4 separate regions of the Mus musculus genome follow, and all the other regions are linked to region 1. A link is a loop called in an ENCODE intact Hi-C map of the cell type or tissue named here. Cell type or tissue: left cerebral cortex. All regions are shown on one strand.

Region 1 (5,000 bases):
TCTGACAAGCTGTGATGTTTCTTGCTGATAAGCAAGATCTTACTCTGACTTGGCACCAGGCTTCAGTTTTCTCCTTGCCCCAGGTGGAGATTCCTGGAGAAGTTCCAGCTCGTTGGGGATCATTGTTTGAATAGTCTGAGAGCACAGGTGTCTCTCTCTAAAATATCTTTTCTCTGGGCTGGGGAATTGGATCCCCATCACCAATGTAAATGCAAGGTACAATGGTGTATATCTTTAGTTTTGGGGGGAAACAGAGACAGGTAGATTTCCAGAGCTTATTCACTGACTAGCCATCCTAACTGAATTGGTGAACTTTTGGGTTCAGAAAGAGACCTGTGTCCCAAAAGACAAAGATGGGAATTGATAAAGTAAGACCTCTTATATATGTGTGCATGCATACATACTCATGTGCACACATTCAATTACATGCATATTGCGTCCCACTCGACCGGCAAGAAAGACGCAACAAACTGGAATCTTCCGTGGCAAAAGCTTTATTGCTTACTTCTTCAGGAAGACCCCGAACCGGGAAAATGGCACCGCTTTTATAGCCCACAGCGTGACGTTTCAGCACCTGATATGGCGTGACAGCTCCTGATTCGTTGCTTGCCCATCACCCCACTATTACACTCCGAGAATGGGAGTGACTAGGAGTGAGTTCACTCTCGAACCTGCGTACAAGGCTTGTTTACTAGTTAGGCACAGCGGAGGCCAGCACCATCTTATAATGGCGATTGCTCGCGGCACGGCTCTCCACAGCGATTACTGGCAGCACCCACAAGATTGCTCGCGGCATGGCTCTCCACACATGCACCTGCATGTACATGGCCACACACACAATTACATGCACCTGCACATATATGACCACATACACAAACATGTACACACACATACACTCACTGTGTATACCAATTTTAAAAGGTAAACAAAATGGTTTCTCTTTGGCCAGGGTGTTTACAGCAGAAGAGAAGAGCAGACTATCAAATGATTTCAGGGTGTGATGTCACATTAGGTATCCAGTCCTGTAGCGAGTTTGTGTTTTTCCCTGGGACTAAGTTTTCCAGCACTGTTTGGGGGTGAGGGAATTTACATGTTATTTAATGAGATAAAATGCATTCTGAAATGGATTTAAGCTAGAAGAAAGAGAGAAAGGTGGGGGCTCATGACAACTTGGGAAATGGGTATTCTTTTTTTAAAAAAACCTGTGACTCTCTTTAGTACTGGGGCTGCATAATTAGGCAGAACATTATTTTGTTTAATTTTTCTTTGTAGGACAGGCCATATGTGATATCCTATGTATAGAACACCAGACATGGCTGATGCCAAAATTATCCTTGCTTACCAACTCCATCTCACACATTTCTAAACTCTTCCTCAGGCTTCTGCCGCCAGGCTTTTTGGCATCTGGACATCTTTGGATACCGAGGGGAAGTTGCTGGACTCTATTTGACTTAGAAGGATGTCCAGATAATTTTCTTGCTTGCTTCTATTAGGTGTTTCAACAATTTGTATTGTTCTGTCAAGAGTTTACCTTTCAGAATTCACTAGAAAACACCTGCCCATACATTTACATTTATTTAAAAATAGCACGCCTCTTTCCAACAACACCAGAAATGTATGCACTTGTGAAGCGCGTTCGCTGTTCAGTGCCTTTCTTGGAAGAACCATTATTTGAAGATAGAACAGTAATTTGGGGGCAACTTCTAGGATTCAAATCCTGTGGTAGTCTGGCCACACGTATTAGCCCTGCTGCATCTCCAATTGTCCAGCTTATAGGGAGACAATAAATATTTTTAAGTGAACAGAGGTAAGTTTATGTTTATTAACTTTTTACATTAAAATACAACATGTTTATTAAGGAGGTTTTAGGAAAAATAGAAAAATAAGAAGGCAAAGGAAAAATTATACTGCTTGGATAATCATTGTTCATGTGGGTACATTTCTCTAGACATTCTTCCTTCATTGTATATATATTTGTATCTACAGTATGCTGTACATAGTTTTCTAGTACATACACATATACCTATAGTGAATTTAGTACACGTGCCTGGTGATATTAAGCACTCTGACCTACTCATTAAGGATGGGGTATGCACATTACCACACCGTGAGAATGGTACCACAATGCACATTACCACATCGTGAGAATGGTACCACCTACACAGCTGTTCGCATTAGGAAACACTACCCAGGTAGCTTCTATTTCTCAGCACTTCAGGAAAACATGATGGTATAATTGCCAGAGCCGGAGCATTCAGAGACAGCACTGACTGAACAGTGCTTAAGTCTAAAATCAATCTTTTGAGACCGAGGGTCTGTAAATCAATGGTGAAGTGCTTGCCCCGCATGTACCAGGCTCTGGGTCTGGGTTTGAATATCAGTGCTACAAGTTTGTGTTTCTGTTTTGTGATGGACCAGGAACATTCTAGAATGATTTTCTATGGAGATGTAAGCACTTTTGCCTCTAGAAAAGCTATGCGATAGTATTAAAATCCATCTAAGAAGCCAAGCATGGTAGAATAGGACCATAATCCTAATATTTAGGAAACAGTGGCAGAGAGGATCAGGAATCACAGTTATTCTTGACTGTAAGAAGTTTAAGATCCATGCAGACTATAACAGATCCCAACTTTAAAAAATCAGGAAAAATAAAAGTCAGAGTCTTGATGCTTTTAGTATCAGGAAAGGAACCCAACTCAGTTTCCCCAGTACCACTAAATGGCCCTTTATGACAGAAGAAGAAAGGTTTGTGGGGACAAACATCCCGGTTCTTTGATTTCCTTACTGTGTCTGTGAAAGGAGGCCCCCAGTTCAATCTCCACCCCAGATAGGACAGAATCTAGGGACTGTGCTGTGGAGCCCAGAAGTTTCCTTTCGAGGCACTGGTGCCATCTGTCAGGTGAATACGCTATCGCTTCTCAGACTGGTTTTTCCACTCTGTACTTGAGACTCACACTAGAACCTGGCTCACCTGCTGGGCGGGTAAGGGATGGGCAGAGGCAGCGCTGGGCATTCATATCACAGTCATGTGACCAGTGGGGACAATGACACTTGGTGGGAGGCTGTGGATCTAGCAGATGAGAATTCCCACTGGGTGGCAGGGAGCTTGCTCTGACTTCCCACACACACGTAATTATAGTTCATATGTCTTATGACAAATTGCAACCTCCATTTGGAAACTTCCACAGAGCAAATTAGAGTGAACTTCTCATAGCTCACTACTGCTAGGACACATGTGTGGTTGACTTTGAAGGTAACCTGGCTGTATTTTTGTCTCTATAGGGCCGTGGTTCTCAACTTTCCTAATGCTGCCACCCTTTAATACTGTTCATCATGTTGTGGGGACCCTCAACCATAAAATTATTTCTGTTGCTGCTTCATAACTGTAATTTTGCTACTGCCATGGAATTAGAACCACTGCTATAGGGGAATTTCAACAATGAACTATTTTACATGATTTAAACACATATTTTGCTAAGCCAGTTTGACAGCCTGAAAGTGGCTATGTCCTAAAACCCTGAAGACTAAATCAAGCAATTTGGGGGACATGTTAAATAGCTAGTAATTTACTAAATGCTTTGAGTCCATTTACTAAGACATTTGGTTTGAAATGCAGTGCTTCTAATAAAATCTCAGACCCAGAGTTTAATCTTTTAAAAATAGAATCTATTACATGAAGAAAAGGCTCGCTGAGGTCAATTTGAGGTCACTGTTCATTAGCCTGGAGTGAAAGACTCATTCAGATTACTTGTGGGCAAAAATCAGACTTGGGATTTAGGGGTTTAAAAGATGGTAGCAGGCATTGGGGCAGCGAAAGACTGCCAGAGTCCAGTCTTTCCTGGAGAAGACCTGATTTGTCATCCCAAGACACAGGAAGGCTATTGGGTCCTAGGAGTCTATCCCTTTAGATTCAGCACAGTACCTCTCGCAGCACATGATCTTAGAGGGCCCTGTATAGAACAGAGGGGAGCAATCATGAAAAAAAGATCTGTGTCCTACGAGCCACCCACGACGATCCTCCGGCTGATGGCGCCTGGCAGGGTGTAGATGAAGAGGACCAGGAAGACGATGAGGATGATCAGGATGAAGGCGATGATGATGTACTTCTTGTAGTTCTTCCAGATGAGGTGGTACAGGCACTTGAAGGGGCTCACAAACCACGAGAAGGAGGTGTCTGGGCGGCTAGGGAAGGAATCAGGGAAGGGGGTCACGGTCAATATCCAGGAGTCAAACTGCCAGGAATCACTTCTGTCTTCCTGGGGACCCATAGGAGGGGTCTGAGAGTAGCGGGGAGCAGGGGAATATTCCCCTGAGAGCAACAGAAGTGGGACCTCTCACTAAGTAGTCTGTAATGACTCTTGCATGGTGTTAAAAGGTGCTCTGATTAGAACCAGAGCCCGTTAGAACCCACCCTGAAGCCCACACCCCCCATCCCTCCATCTGTCCTGTGACCAGATCAAGCCCACCTTCTGCATGTCTTGATGGTCCATGAGGAGCACTTGCCCTAAATTCCTGCCTCACCTTGACTGACCCTCTTTCTGAGCACAGCATAGTTGGCTTCTCTTCCTCTAACTACTTTATGAGTCTCTGTGCTATGTGTCCTAAATAAGTGAAAAGCTGCTGGCAGTCAGAGTCTAGGCTTCACGTTTCTTTTGTGCCCTCCAAAATATACATATTTTTTAAATTTTTATTTATTTTTTAATTGAAAGGATTTTTCGTGCAATATATTGTGATCACAGTTTCCCCTCCCCCAACTCCTCCCAGATCCTCTTCACCTCCCCCCCACCCAACTCCATGTCCTTTCTTCCTCTCTATTTAGAAAACAAACAGAAAAAACAAACAGAAACAAAACAAACAAACAAACAAACAACCAAAAAAGTCAACCCAAACCTGGAATCAAAACCAACCAACAAACAAAGAAGTAAGGCACAGAAAGACACAAAACATCCGTAAAAACACAAAATTAGAATCTGTAATATACAAGACAAAAAAAAAATGCC
Region 2 (5,000 bases), 190 kb after region 1:
GAAGTCCTGGTGCTATTAAAAATGAGCAGGACGGATGCTGATGCTAGCTAAGAAAGCTAAGGGTGGGCAAGCTTTCTCCATATTCCCTCTCCCTTCCCAGACTGCCAGCCAGATCTGGTAATAGCTGCAAGACTGTAAGGGAAGACAGACACAGGTGCAATACCTGAGCCACTGAAAACCATGGCGCATCCTTGCCTTGGGCTGTGACCTAAACCCTGATGTGAGATTGTCACCCTATATATGTCCTATATATGTCCCCACACAACCTGCTTCCCCTCCTAAAAGAAACCCACATTCTGTCACTCTTGCCGAGTTTTAGAATTTAAAATTTTAAACTTTTAATATTTTATTCTTTTTTTTTTTTATTATATGTAAGTACACTGTAGCTGTCTTCCGACACTCCAGAAGAGAGAGTCAGATCTCATTACAGGTGGTTGTGAGCCACCATGTGGTTGCTGGGATTTGAACTCCGGACCTTCGGAAGAGCAGTCGGGTGCTCTTACCCACTGAGCCATCTCACCAGCCCTTAATATTTTATTTATTGGATTATTATTTGCTTGTCTGTTTTCATGACAAGGTCTCATTGTGTAGCTTTGGTTGTCCTGGAACTCGCTTCTGGGTTAGGGATGGGTTGTATTCATTTCTCCTTTCAGCTCTAGAACCCCATGGTCAGACCCCTGCAGGCCCTGTGCATGCTGCCTCAGTCTCTGCAAGTTCATGTGTGCCAGCCCTGTTGAGTCTAGAAGGCCTTGATTCCTTGGTATCTCCCATGCTTTCTAGTTCTTGAATTCATCTGCCTCCTTTTCCTGAAGAGTTCCCTAAGCCCTGAGGGAGAGATTAGAGCTGAGTGTCCCAAGGTCTCTCACCCTCTGCATATTGTCTGGCTGTGGGTCTCTGCGTTTGTTCCCATCTCTATGTAACAAGAGGAATCTTCTCTGATGATGGCTGAGCGAGGCACGGATCTAGTATAGCAGAGTGTTCTAGGGAATCATTTTATCGCTACATTCCTTTAGCAGAGCAGTAGTATTTGGTTGCCCCCTAGGTCCTTGGGATATCTAGCCTCAGGTTCTTGGCTACTCGAGCAGATGGGTTCCAATCTCATGGAGTGGGCCATTGGTTGGTTACTCCCATAAGCTTTGTGCCACTGTTGCATTAGTGTGTCTTGCGGGCAGGTCATTCTTGTAGATTAAACAATTTGTAGCTGGCTTAGGGTTTATGCTTCTCCTTTAGGGGCAGGCACAGTGCCTTCCAGTACCATGAACACCAGTCTATAGGGCTGGAAGCTCTAGGTAGGCACCACTTCAACATCCCCATGACTGACAGGCTGTGTAGGTGTTGTCTTCAGCAACAGAGCCCTACTGCATATATATGAAGAGCTTCCAATAGTCTTGACAATAGCCTGGGTCCTTTGGGGGTTCCCATGGGACTCCTTGGCCAATAGGTCCATTTACATGTAACCCACTCCTGGTAGTGTGAGCTTCATTTAGCAACGAGAGATGTCCAGTTAGGGCTCTGTTTTTCCTGTTAATTGTTGATTTCATTTAAATCATCTTCATATATGTACATTAGAGGACACTTGTACTGTATTAGGTTTCCATATCACTCCTCAGATGGCCCTTGGTTGTAACTGATCCTCCCTCATATTCCTTCCCTAGCCACCCACCCCCCCAATTCTCTCCCACTCCTGATTTGATCCTCTCATTCTAGTTCCCTCATTTTATACATCCAAAATCATATATGCTCTTATACGGTTTAGGCCCCCCGTCTAAGGATTGTACTGCCTACAGTGGTCTGGATCTTTGCCCATCAATCTAAAGTCAAAAAAAAAAAAAAAAAAGCTACATATCCATGGCTACCGGTCAAGCCAATGGAAGCAATTCTGCAAGTGAAGTCCCCTACACCCAGGTGTGTCAACAGAATCTAACTGTGACATCCACAGACACAATATGATGTGGACAGTTCTTCACTAGGGCTCTCTTTCAAAGTGACCCTATGTTGTGCCCAATTTACAATTAAAACTAGCCATCGCAGCTGCAGTAGATAATTGTGTGAAGGTTTTGTGTGAGCGTAACCTTTCATTTCCCCAGAATAAACGCCCAGGGCTGCCAGTGCTGGGTCACAGGTTAACCGTGTCTTTAGTTTTGGCAAACTCACCTTTCCAAAGTGGCTGTCCTAAATTTCTACCAGTAACATTGGAATGGTTGTTTTTCGTCCTTTCCAGCATTTAGCGTTGTCTCTAATTTTGTTTGTGAGCGTTCTAAAAAGTGTGTAGTGCCCTTTCCTAATGGGTTTCATTTGTGCTTCCTAAACGGCCAGTTGTGTTGAATGTGTTTCCACAAAGGCGCTGCATAAATGTGGAACGGAGGATGGCTGCTCAGTTGGACCTGAGATAGTGAATGTTTGGCAAGCTCTGCCAGGTTTTCTGAGCCTCCGGCTGATGATGGGGGTTTGGGACCAAATGAATGCACAGAGGCTGCCACACACTGGAAGGTTAATTGTCCCTTTCCTGCCATTGCTAGCCCTCCCCACTTCAAAAGCAATGTCTTCTACTCAAGACTGATTGGCACCATGATTGACTGGTGAGTTGGTGCCTGGTGTTGTTAATTCTAGCTAGAAAATGGCTGTAATTTTAGGTTTGGGAACATTCTGATTTACATAGCTAAAAAAGAAATCTCTTTCTTGTTTTCATTTTTAAGCTTCGTTTATATAAGGAAGCAGCTGATGGGTGTTACATTGTCAAGCAGACAGGCTACTGTTTACTGCAAAAAGCCTGCAAGACATTGAACGGGACAGTGTCCAAGGTGATTTCATGCATTCTGTCACTGCGAGAACTAAAGATGGAGACATTTTTCAATGGTACCAAAGGTTAAGCCTCCTTTGGCTGCAACCTCAAAGCACCCGGCTTTCATGTTACTCCTCTCTTCCTTCGGAAAAGTTCTGCACACCCAGCTGATTAATGGTTTCTGCAAAGCCTTTGTTGAAGTGGGGAAACTGCAAGCTTTGCAAGATTGCTGTCCAGGGCTAGAGACCGGAACTAGGATAGGGCTCAGAGGCCCCCTAGAGGCTGCTGCAGACAACAGACACACGACTCCATTAACACACAACACACAGGGATGGGCTCTGGGTTCTGGACTGAAGGGGGATTTCTCTTGGCAGCTTTATGCTTCTGTGTCTTTCGAGTTATCTGCAATTACTTTTACAATCCTAAAAGATATTTGGGTTTTTTTTTTGTTAATTCTGCTCATTTTGCTCAATTTACTAGGATATAATGTGGTTCTAAAAACAAAACAAAACAAACAAACAAACAAAAACCAAACCTGCTGCCCTTTGTACTGACTAGAGGTTGACACATAAGCACCCAAAGCTACTACTCCTAGCATTTGGGAATGGGAAATACAGAAAGGAATCTGGTTTTCTAATGAAATGTGGCAAAGCACCCAGTAAAGGGAAATACCTCCCATAACGTAGTCCTGATGTTCAAAGTGACTATTGGAGACACAGCTTTTGAGGAGGTAGATAATCACAGTTAGACCAAAGTGACGGGGTGATGTCCCTCCTTAGCAGAGGAGGAAGCAGATTCTCATCTGTCATATATGTACCATATATCTATAGATAGACAGATTATCTATCATCTACCCATCAATTATCTATCTATCATCTATATATCCATCATATATCTATCTAGATCATCTATCATGTCTATCTGTCTGGATACCATCCATCCATTATCTATCTTTTATCTTTATCTGTCATCTACTATCTTTCTACCACCTATTACTTATCTACCATCTATAATACATCTATCTACTGATCTATCACCCATTTATCTATTATCTAACTTTCATTTATCTATCAATCATCTAATATACCTATTTACCTATATTGCCTATCTATCTATCCTCTATCTAACTATCTATCCTCTATCTATCTCTATCTCTATCTATCTATCTATCATCTATCTATCTATCTATCTCTATGTCTATCTCAACAGTCCTGTGCAGATGTAGTAATAACATAGCCCTCTATAAGCCAGGAAGAGAGCCAGTCTCATCACCATGTTGTTTAGGCTATGAAGTCTGAGCTCTTTTGTTATGACAGCACTAACAGACTAATACACATACTGTATCCACTACCTTCACCCCAGCACCCACAGCTACTTAGAATTTTTTGTATCCAAATCATCATTTACTCTCATTTTGTCACCTTAGTAATTGTTCCAATGTCACCAAGTCCTCACTGGTCAGTGGCTTTGTGAAGTCAAACAGGTCCTCCAATAGCACTCCTCACCAACTTCCTGTAGGCATCCATTCATTCACCCGTGAGTGTGAAACATCTACTATGTGCCAGGCAGGATTTGTGCTTACATTCCATAATAACGTCTCATTGAACGTGTGGTGTTCAATTGAACTGAAGCCAAGGCTGCACCTGCCGTGGTGACCCACTTCCTCACAGTGCTGTCTCATCATAGGTCTTCCGTGTGCTCTTCCCTTCTCTAAGCTGTCCTTCCTACTCCCACCTCAAGCTTTCGTGAGCTCACAGCTTGGCACACTCAAGCTGTGTCCGTATCCCTTCTCAATGGAGAAGACGCTGAGATTCTTGATGTTAATATAGATGGGATTTTTGCTCTTATGCGATTTACTTAATGTTTGTCTTACGATGATGTTCCTGAAACACGTGGACATGGAATCCTCGTGCCGACAATCCTCCGACAGTTTTTCAACCAACATATTAAATGGATACCAGCAGCTCTGTAAAACCATAAAATCCTCTTCCGCAGCATTTATTTCCTGTGCCAGGCAACGGTGCTGTGCAGGGAATGCACTGCTGCTCGCTCCAGAGGGGGCCCTGCCCGCCATTCGGGAGGTCGTTCGGTTTTGCATACAGTTCGCTTTCCCCCCATTTATCATGAGCAGATTCCACAGACGCTTCCTGCAGAGACTGGAGCCCAGATGACCTGCGGCCACCCGAGGACATCATCCTGAGTTCGCTGGGCTTCTGTC
Region 3 (5,000 bases), 79 kb after region 1:
AGCGGAATGGAAGGAAAGAGAGCAGGGATGAGTCTGGGTCAGCCGAGGGTTATTTTGTTAGGGTGACAGCATTTCTTCTGCTATTTGTAGCCATCCCAGGACTTCGGTTCACAAAGGCAAGGGGTTTTGTCTGGTGCATCACAGTGATGTTTCCAAGGCTTTAAAAAAAATTGCTTGGGACCAGAAGAATGTTGCAAACATTTGTTTAATAAATATGGTGATTCCCAAGAATGAAGATGCTTGGTACTCATTGAGAACCTACGCCAGTCTAGGCCCTGATTGAGAACTTACGCTGGTCTAGGCCTTGGACCAGTGTTTCTTCTTGTAGAATACTCTATCTTCAGCATGATGTACTAGGCCGCTCTTTTGTTCAGTCTCACAATAGTTCTGCAACCCTTCCAATAAGTGTATTTTAGAAAGAAAGAAGATGAGTTTCAGGTAAATAGACGCACCATTATCTAACGTCACAGAGCAAGAGGGGATTAGAACCAAGGAACACTCAGCTCTGAGCAGAGGCCCACTCTGATCCTCACAATTGCTGTGTGTGTCTGTGCACCTACATAGAGGCAGCATCTGGTGGATTTTTACTCTGTAGTTCCAGGGTGGAATGTGAGCTTCTACATGTTTTTCTGTTGGTGCTAAGCCTACAGACCTTAGTTTTAGGTATTTAAATTATATGGCTCACAATATACTATGTTACATTCCACCCTTAAAATTTATTTTAAAAGTTCCTTTTTCTTTAATGAAAAACAATAGAAAACATCATTCCTTCTACTGCTAGTGAAGAAACTATGAGTGTTTGTGCATGTGTGTGTGTGTACATGTGTGTATGTGCTTATGCATGTGTGTGTGAATGTGTGTTTGTGAGTGTGCTTGTGTGTATATGGGCATGTTTGTAAGTGTGAATGTGTGTGTGTGTGTGTGTGTGTGTGTGTGTGTGTGTGTGTGTGTGTGTGTGTTTGTGTGTGTGTGTGTGTGTGAATTTATAGTGAGAACCAAAAAATCAACTCACACATCCAGGTTTGATTTATTCAACCCTTTGAGACCAGAATGGAGAGCAGATAAAAACAAACAAACAAACAAACAGCCAAGAATGAAGAGGTACATAAACAGCTCTGATAGCCGACATCAAATTCTGCAGGAGATGTAATGCTCAAATCTTAGCCTTCCCTATGCCTCATCTACCTCCTCCTCCCAAAATGAACCTAACAGATAGAAGGTCTGTTAAAGTCCCTGGTAGAGTTTGGAAGTCAAATGTCCTTCCTGGACACAGCCAGTGGCACTGTTTGGGGAGGCTATAGAACCTTGGGTCTGTAGTCTAGCAGAAGGGTCTTTGAAGATGATCTCTCTTGTTTTGGCCCGTTGTCTCTGATTCTTGGCCTGTACACACAAGAAGCCTCTAGCAAAAGCTCTTGTTGCCACAGACCCAGGCTAGTGACCATTCCTTCACCCACCCCACCATGAAGACCTGTGTCACCTCACCTGTGAGTCAAAGCACATCCTTTATGCCCTGAGATGCTTCTGCAAGGCACATTCTGACAGGGCAACAGGCAGAGTGACTAATTCAATTGTACACAGATACTCTGGGGCAATAAATAACAAATATGATTTTCAAAACTGTGGGTGATTCTTGGCTGTAGATCTAGCTGTCATTTTCTGATCCGTGGGCACCGGGAAAGTCTATGACTTTCCAGCGTGACAACCACAACCTCCTACAGGTCTTTGAATGTTTAGGGGGTGCATACCCAGCAGACAGCTGTGCCACAGAATCAACTTTGAAGAATTTCTGGCGTAGAGAAAATCTACAGTCTGTGCTTCTTATTTCCACTTCTGAATTCTCCACTAGGAACTCATCATGAGACTGGGCCTTCTCCTATCGTCTTGGCTTTTTTATTTTTCAGACTTACGGTTTCAGAAAGGAGTGGGGGTGGGGTAGAGAATAAAAGGAAGTGGCAGGTGAGAGGGAGTTGAAATGGGAGTTGACAGTCAGAACAAGAAGGGAAACAGAACCGGTCTTGCTGAATCACGCTTTCCAGAAGCTTGCTCCCTCCCCGGGTGGTGACTGAATTCAAGGAGACTGAGTGATCATCCAGGGCAGTCACAGTGGCAACAGGAAAATGCAGATAAAGAAAGCCATAAACACATTGATAAAGATAACGCGCATGCTGGATACCTGTGGAAAAGCATTTCTCCGATCTAGCGGTACCTTTTCCCTAGCTTGATTTGACAGCAGCTCTTTGTTCTAATTTTGTACGGTGCCAGGATACACCAAAATATTTAGCAGAGAGTAACTTCATACCACTCTCTAGTATTTTTAGCACAGGCCCTCCGGAAACGATTTGCTATTTTTAAGACAAACCTTTCTAGTTTCTGTAGCACTCTTTGAATGGAGAAGGTAAAAGAAAGTCTCTGATATTTGGGATGAATGACTTAGGTTATATATATATATATATATATATATATATATATATATATATATATATATATATTGACTTTTTTCACTTATAGTTTCATAGGAGCAGATGTTTAAGAATTATTTTACAGACAGGACAGAAAGAAATAAGCAAAGTCACTGTGTTAGTTCCTTCTCTCGCCAATGTGCCAAATTCCCAGCAAAGGCAACTTCAAGAAAGGATTCATTTTGGCTCATGGTTTAAGGGAGCCTACCATCAACCATGGTGTGGGGGAAGTTTAGGGGTGGGGAAGTGTGGGGGTGGGGGGAGGGAGTGAGGACAAAGTGGCTGTCTATCAGGTCCACAGGAAGAAGGCAGAGGCAGATGAATGCCGGTGGTTGCTTGCCTCTTTTCCTGTCCTTCCCTCTTATTCAGTCTGAGACCCCAGGCCAAGGGATGATGCCACACATTCTCAGGGTGGGTCTCCCCATATCGGTTAAGGGTTTCTGGAAGCACACTCATGGTTAGACCCGGACTGTGCCCCAAGGTCAATTCTAAATCCAGTCAGATTAAGCCCCACAGCCACAAACAACTGAAGAGGGCTCTGCAGGGGATAGCAAGTTCTCAGAGGTGCTGGACCCACAGTTTCTTAAACACTGGTATTTACTGACTGATGATGGCGTAAGGCACAAATATGTGTTCTTTGCTTGAGTTTATTCACTTAATCCTCACAGGCATATCCATGTAGTGGAGGAAAAATAGAATAAACTTCTTCAAACGTATGAAAAATATTAAGCAGTCTCACCAAGATCACACAGCCGGTAAATATTTGCCCAGAACTCTGTTATGGATTGAATAATGTTCCTCCCAGAGTCATCTGTTTTAGATCTTAATCTTCAGTCATCAGATTGCTACCCTATTTGGAAGTGGAGTCACTGCAGATGTAATTAGTCAAATGACTAGACTGAAATAGGATGGTCCCTAAATTTAATATGACGTGCTCTTATCAAAAGAACACGTCCTTTCTTCTTCTACCTCCTTCCTTCCCTCCTCCTCTCCATCCCTCCCTCCCTTTCTTCCTCCCTCCTCCTTCCTTCTTGCCTTCCTTCCTCCTTTCTTTTCCGCACTGTGGCTTGATCCTAGAGCCTTGCATGTGTTAGGCAAGCTCATTACCAGTGAACTACATCTCTCTCTCTCTCTCTCTCTCTCTCTCTCTCTCTCTCTCTCTTCCTTTCTTTCTTTCTTTTTTTAAGAAAAAATTAAGTCAGTATCTCACTAAGTTGTTCATACTGGACTTGAACTCCATCTGTGGCCCAGGCTGATCTTGAAATGCCTCAGATTCCCAAGTATTTCCAATTAAAGATCTGTACAACCAGGGCAGGCTTGAGATTTTTAAACATATTAACTGCATGGATGAATGGAGTTCATCTAACAATATATGTTAACTCCTATGAAAGATGCTTTGGGAAAATCATATGGGGAAAAAAGTGACAGGAGGAACCAATAGGGATAATTTCCAGTCTCACTAATAATCGAAGGAGTAAAAATCTGAGCTAGCAGGTTGGTCATTCAGATTGAAAAAAATATGAAGACATAATAATTGGAATGCTAGAAGAAACCACTCAATTGGAATTTAGATCAAGAAGCCTACGGTCTCCTAGCTGCCCTCTGTTTTTGAAAAACACTGGAAAGGTTTCCAGACATGAACACACTCTAAAAATTCTAAGCCACTCGGGATAAAAAGAAATGGGTCTCCTTTTGGTCTCAGGCAGACTTACCTTGAGAAAGTGGGTTTTGATCTTCCCACAATGCTTGCCCATCTGCTCCTCTATGGGAGAGTAAAGCAGGTCTTTGGCAGCAATTCTGGCGTATGCTACTCTCTTGTTGTTGCTGAGCATCCAAATGAAGACGTCTGGGATCGTGTGCTGTGGCTGGATTGGGGAAGGACACGGTGGCATAGATTGGTAGTTAGTAGATGTACCTCTAGGGCTTACCTATCCCCACAGAACCCTTAGTCTGCATTAAACAATGTAGGCGTTTAATCATCTGTACAAATAAGCCAGTGAAGTGCTTCTCCCTTAAGAAGACAGCATCTTAGTTGTGAGGTAGGAAGACATGGGTTTGCCTGAGCTTGCTGGGCCTGTGTTGGCGTATCTTTGGTGGCCTTGCATGATATGCCAAGTGAATGCTTTTCTACAGATTTCTGTTGATATTCCAATGATAGATATTGACTTAGCTTCAAAGGGTTAGATTTCTTCAGAACCATGTATCATTCCAGAAAGTTCTTTTTTTTTTTAAGTGCACTCATACCTTTGAATCATACCCCAGTCATTTTTAGGAAAGAGAAAACAAATCTAGAGGACCTGTGCCCAAGAGCCGACTTCCATTTCAGCCATTTGGAACAACTCTATGAAATTTTAGAGAAATTTAGAAATTGAGCTATTCCGTAAGGAAATGCAGGTGTCCCTGTGGACTGTTTCGTTATTTTGCGTTTGAAATGTACTGAACCAATATAACCATCAAAATAGGAGGCAGAGCGCTTTTATCTGGAGGTGGATGCTCTGCGCTGCTCTCTCTCCCCTCTCATTTGGATTTGGTACTGAAAGG
Region 4 (5,000 bases), 170 kb after region 1:
GGTAGAGTCCATCTTCTAAAACAGATCCTAAAAATATCAAATGCTTTTTTTTTTTAACCAACTCACCAAGGACTGGTCAACTGGGCATATTTGCCCAAGGCCTTGAATCTGAAGCTTGTGATATACAGAGATATAATTCATCCTGTGATTGGGTCTGGGGACTGCAGAGATATTCAGCATCAGTAACCAGGGCCAGCAGCAAGGGCAGTGTAACTGAGCACAACAACAGGAGACCTCCCCTCACTGTCCCTGTGACATGACCCTGCCTGAGTTCTGGCCGCTTTATTCTTCTTGGTTTCTGTCTCTTTTCTGACTCGAAATTTTCCACATTCCCACAGACCTTATCAACCATGCAAAATTCTTAACTTTCAGTGTACTATTTTATTGAATCCTAATATGTGTAGGAAAGTAAGCTTTATAAATGAAAAAAGTATAATTATGTAGCTTTATGAGTTTTCCCAGAGTCGATACAACCACATATTTCAGTCCCTGATTATAAAATGGAGATTTATTTATTTAATTACTTTGGGTGCTGGGAATTGAACCCTTACATTTGAGGCTAACTCTGGACCATTGGCATCACCTTCCTGGGAAGCTCTTAATCATTTCCTGTAGTAGGAGTTGTTTTCATTGTTTAAGCCCAAGGCTCTTCTGTTTTTAGTTATGTACAAAGAAAAAAATTACCACAATTGTGTTATGTATGTAAAAGATTGCTGGAGAAACATGCTAATCTTTGTATGAGCGTCACCACATGCAGCACGCACAACATGTCTGTTAACCAGCTATTTCTACAGTTTAGTTATCATCATTCTCATGCAACAGAACTACTATTAGATCTTGTGTTTCATGGACTTAGAAAGGTCCAGTGCTTAGTTGAAGGTCACACAGGTCAGAAGTACCAGGTCTGTCTACACACATAACTGGGAGACTAACTCTAGCAAACTTCTTCCAGAATCTGTATACTCCTGCTGTAAGAAAAATTGAATATGATCATGAATCCTAGCTAAGATGAAATTCAGCAGTTAGACCAACTCTGTCTTGAGTTCTTTTTTTTTAACATGTTTTTTAAAGTAGGTATTTTCTTCATTTACATTTCCAATGCTATCCCAAAAGTCCCCCATACCCTCTCCCCCCACTCCCCCCCCCCACACTCCCACTTCTTGGCCCTGGCGTTCCCCTGTACTGAGGCATATAAAGTTTGTAAGACCAATGGGCCTCTCTTTCCACTGATGGCTGACTAGACCATCTTCTGATACATATGCAGAAGTAACTATGTCTTTCAAGATGTTCCAGTAGCCAGCTGTGGAGGAAAACCAACAAAATAACAGTTCTTAAGAATTAAGAGGATGTTTGCCAATTTCCATTGTGTAAATATTCCCACTGTATCAGATTTTAAGTTTCGAGTGATTTAACTGTATGTTCACAAGCTTCCTTAAATGTTTAACGTTGGCTTTTGTGAACCATGGAAACTAGCTAGAGCACGCCCCTCCGCCCGAGCCCTATCTGCATGCCCCTCTGGGCTTAGAGGCCATTTAGACTCTGCATGAGCCAATGAAAGGCATCTATCCTGGCCATCCTGAATTTTATGTCTACCTTCTGCTCAGTGCTTAGAGTAGGTGGAAACTTGCCACCTCCACACACCTCGTTTGTGTGCAATAGTCACCAAGGTCCCAAGGATCCTGCATGGTTCGGGAACGGGTTGCCCCACTCCATGTTTCTTTCAGCAGTAGACTTTGATTTTCCTCTTGCTACAGGAAAACGCCACCCATGTCTCTCTGTGGCATAAGCAACTGCTTACCCAGGACCCACCTTTCCACACCACAGTCAGGGATGAGGGCTCAAGGCTGGCTTTGCTGTGCAGCCACTGGTGGTGTGTGAAGCTGGAGCTAAATAGGCCACTGCTTTGGAGTGTGTGGTGGATCTGAGTGGCAGAAATGCTTAGGGAGGAAAAAAGCGAGGTTCATTAAGTTGTCAGATCTCTCCTCTTGGAGAACATAGGATTCTTGCATAACTAAGCTTCATTTCCCAGCAGTGTCCGGAATGACTGTCTTCATTCATTTTGTTCTGCATTTTGCCATCCCAGGGGTATCGAGAATTAGCTCAGCATTACCAACAGAAGCAATGGCTCATAGAGAACAACACTCTACAATACTGAAGCGCTCCATAGCACCCTTTGCCTGGTATATAGGTCAACAGGCACTTCACACACCTGGTGGACTTAGTATGCTTATTTTTGTAGGCAGTTAGTAGGGCAGCAGGTGCTAAGCTTCTTGACAACTTTCTTCTATTCATATTTTAGATAACACAGGAAATAACAAGTTTAACTGTGACATCTCCATAGTACATGTCCGTGTTTGTTCTTTACCTGCCCACGGCCTCCCTCTTTAACAGAGCTCTTCCTTACCCCACGAATAATCTCTCCCTTTTATATGAATGTGTGATTTGACAAAATCACACATTCAAAAGCTAAATTTAATGGTTTTTTTAGCTTTTAGTTCCTTTTTACTTAAAATCTGAATGGTTGTGTTCTTATAACTGTGTTCTAATTAAACTGCTTTAAATAATTCTATAATAAAACCTATCAGATATGTAAAAAATAGATTCGACACTTCTAGACTGGCTTTAGATTGTGGTTCTATTGAGATATATTTAAATATCAGTATCTGAATATGTCATATTCTATTTTTCAATCCTTCATATATATTCACATATATGAGATACAACATGCAGAACAATGCAGCTTCTTTCTTGCTTTTGTAAATAAGATTATACTGGAATTGATTCAAATGATTTTCTCACACTCTGTCTAGAGCTCTCTTCTGTTTCTGCAGCAGAGTTGAATACTTGCAACAGAGATATAAAAAGGTCCATAAAGCTTAAAATATTTATTGCCTGGCCTTTACAACTCTGCCACCTCCTGCCTTCTTGTCAATGTAATATAAATTATGTGAAAAAAATCTGCTTTCAATTGCATTAGTAATTCTGCCGCAGAGAAATCAAGAACTACAAACACTATTGAGTAAATAAATAGTCTGCTGTGAATATATAGTCTTACCATTGCCAGTTGCTTATGGAAATGGTGCCAGGCTGGCAAGTTCAACCACTCTCGACACTGTGCCCCGTCTATAAAAATGCTCGTCTTACTTATTCGCTATTGTCATTATGAAGGCAAATTGGTCAAGACATATTTTGCCAAGAAGTAGCTCAGCTTGTGACTTTCAAGCCTTCTTCAGTACATTTTGATTTACTTATTTTGTGTCCACGTGTCCCTGTGTGGGGGTGCACAGCTTACGGGGGTCAGTTCTCTTCTCCCCTCGTGTGGCATCTAGGAATCAAACTCAGCCTCATCAGGCTCGGCAGTAGGAACCACAGTGAGGAGGCAGGAGCTTGGTGCTTTTATCTCGAAGAACCGGAATTTCTGCTGAGCATGAACAGCAGTGAAGGTGAGCACGCACTCCTCCACAGCCCAGAGCCCTCTTGCTCTCCTTCATCCCGATCGGATTCATCCATGTGTGACCTTCTGGGACCATGCCACGCGATGTCCTACCTGCTCCCTCCTACACTGTTGCCCGCCGCCTTCCTGGACATTGCGTTTGCCCTGCGCGCCTAATTTCTCCTTGTCTGCACAGAAATCATAACGTTCCTCTGTGGCTCCGGACTCTGCGTGTCTTACTAACCAGAGTTGCTCAATGAGCAGAGCCAGCAGGAGCGCATCCTTTTTCTCTCAAGACTGATTCATAAATGAAATGAATTATCTCAGGGCCCTTTCTCCAGCCCCTTCCAACCTAGTAATCACGCCACAGGGCGCTTCACAGGGCACTAGTATAGTTTAATTTCAGATGTTTACTAATTTCGCTTTTCAGCCAAGAAGGGTACCTAGGGTTAGAGTATCTCATGGGCCGCAGAATATGCCTGTGATTTAGTAACATTGCTTTGTTCTCAGGGTTTTTATTTGTTTTTGGTTGGTTGGTTGGTTGGTTGGTTGGTTGGTTGGTTGGTTGGTTTTTTGAAACAGGGTTTCTCTGTGTCGCCCTGGCTATCCTGGAACTCACTCTGTAGACCAGGCTGGTCTCGAACTCCGAAATCTGCCTGCCTCTGCCTCCCAGGTGCTGGGATTAAAGGTGTGTGTCACCACTGCCCGGCAGGGTTTTTATTTGTAATCATCTTCTCCTACAGTAAAAAAGACTAGCACCACAAAAGGGGTTTTCCTTTAGACCCAGCTTCATTTTAAATAAACACAAGCAAAATTCAAAGTTTGTGTATAATGTTTTGGAGAAAATATTAGTGTCTATAGCACAGTAAGTTGAATATAGTTAATAATAATAATGTATTTTATATCTTAAAACAGTAGTTATCATAAAAGTGATAAAAGTCTAAGTGATAAAAGTGATAAAAGTGATAAAAGTGATAAAAGTGATAAAAGCCAATTGCCCTGAGTTGAGTTCTACCCAATATGAACTTAAACTAAAACATATTTAATGTGCCAATCAAAAAATTTTTAGATGTATAGAGAATAAAAGGTGATGATGATCATGGCACCTGCCTCTAATCCAAGAGGCAGGGGATTGCTGTAAGTTTGAGGTCTATATAGCAAGTTCCAGGCCAGCAGGGCTACACAGGGAGATTCTGTTTCAAAAAAACAACAACAACAACAACAAACAACAACAACAACAACAACAAAAAACCTAAATACTAAAAAATAAAATAAAATAATACTTGGATGATGCCTCTAAAAATATTATATTTAACCATGCATACAGTTCTTATTCTGCACCAGGTGCCACTCCATGTAACTTGCTAACTCGTTTATTCTGAGGCTAAGTTCTGTTGGTGAAGATTGCTCAGCAAGGCTGACAGGGCTCCTGATGCATGGCTCTTGCCCATGCCTGGCACAGAGCAAGCTCAGTCCTGGTGACAGAAGCACTGCCACAGAGGGTGGTAGCTGACTGAGAGACGGCGGGTAGGTCAGAGGCTTTGGGCTGCAACGAAAAGTGAATTTC

Evidence for each region. Peaks named below come from ENCODE experiments on the same cell type or tissue, not always from the same donor. Only the 100,000 strongest peaks of a DNase experiment are listed, where the experiment ranks them.
Region 2: a loop joins it to region 1, with 5 times the contacts of the local background. A loop is called at or near these places in 4 of 42 quality-filtered maps.
Region 3: it touches region 1 in a loop (2.5-fold over the local background); 4 of 42 quality-filtered maps call a loop at or near these places.
Region 4: it touches region 1 in a loop (1.8-fold over the local background); 3 of 42 quality-filtered maps call a loop at or near these places.

Annotation. Positions count from the first base shown.
Region 1 is chr15:58,661,890-58,666,889 of GRCm38, reverse strand. Fer1l6 (fer-1-like 6 (C. elegans)) reads right to left here. Exons shown (of 41, transcript NM_001370912.1): 41 at 1,803-4,182. The coding sequence ends at 3,996. Among named protein-coding and RNA genes, the nearest start is that of Gm36451, 67 kb to the right of the region's middle. In left cerebral cortex, a CTCF peak has its summit at 2,958; DNase peaks (open chromatin) are centred at 1,323 and 3,060; H3K27ac peaks cover 296 bases.
Region 2 is chr15:58,470,588-58,475,587 of GRCm38, reverse strand. No RefSeq gene overlaps it. Among named protein-coding and RNA genes, the nearest start is that of Fer1l6, 37 kb to the left of the region's middle. In left cerebral cortex, a CTCF peak has its summit at 3,090; a DNase peak (open chromatin) is centred at 2,932; H3K4me3 peaks cover 461 bases; H3K27ac peaks cover 618 bases.
Region 3 is chr15:58,582,656-58,587,655 of GRCm38, reverse strand. Fer1l6 (fer-1-like 6 (C. elegans)) reads right to left here. Exons shown (of 41, transcript NM_001370912.1): 18 at 4,172-4,324. Among named protein-coding and RNA genes, the nearest start is that of Gm36451, 12 kb to the left of the region's middle. In left cerebral cortex, no CTCF peak of the experiment used is centred here; DNase peaks (open chromatin) are centred at 1,886, 2,259 and 4,225.
Region 4 is chr15:58,496,639-58,501,638 of GRCm38, reverse strand. No RefSeq gene overlaps it. Among named protein-coding and RNA genes, the nearest start is that of Fer1l6, 11 kb to the left of the region's middle. In left cerebral cortex, no CTCF peak of the experiment used is centred here; DNase peaks (open chromatin) are centred at 2,003 and 2,290.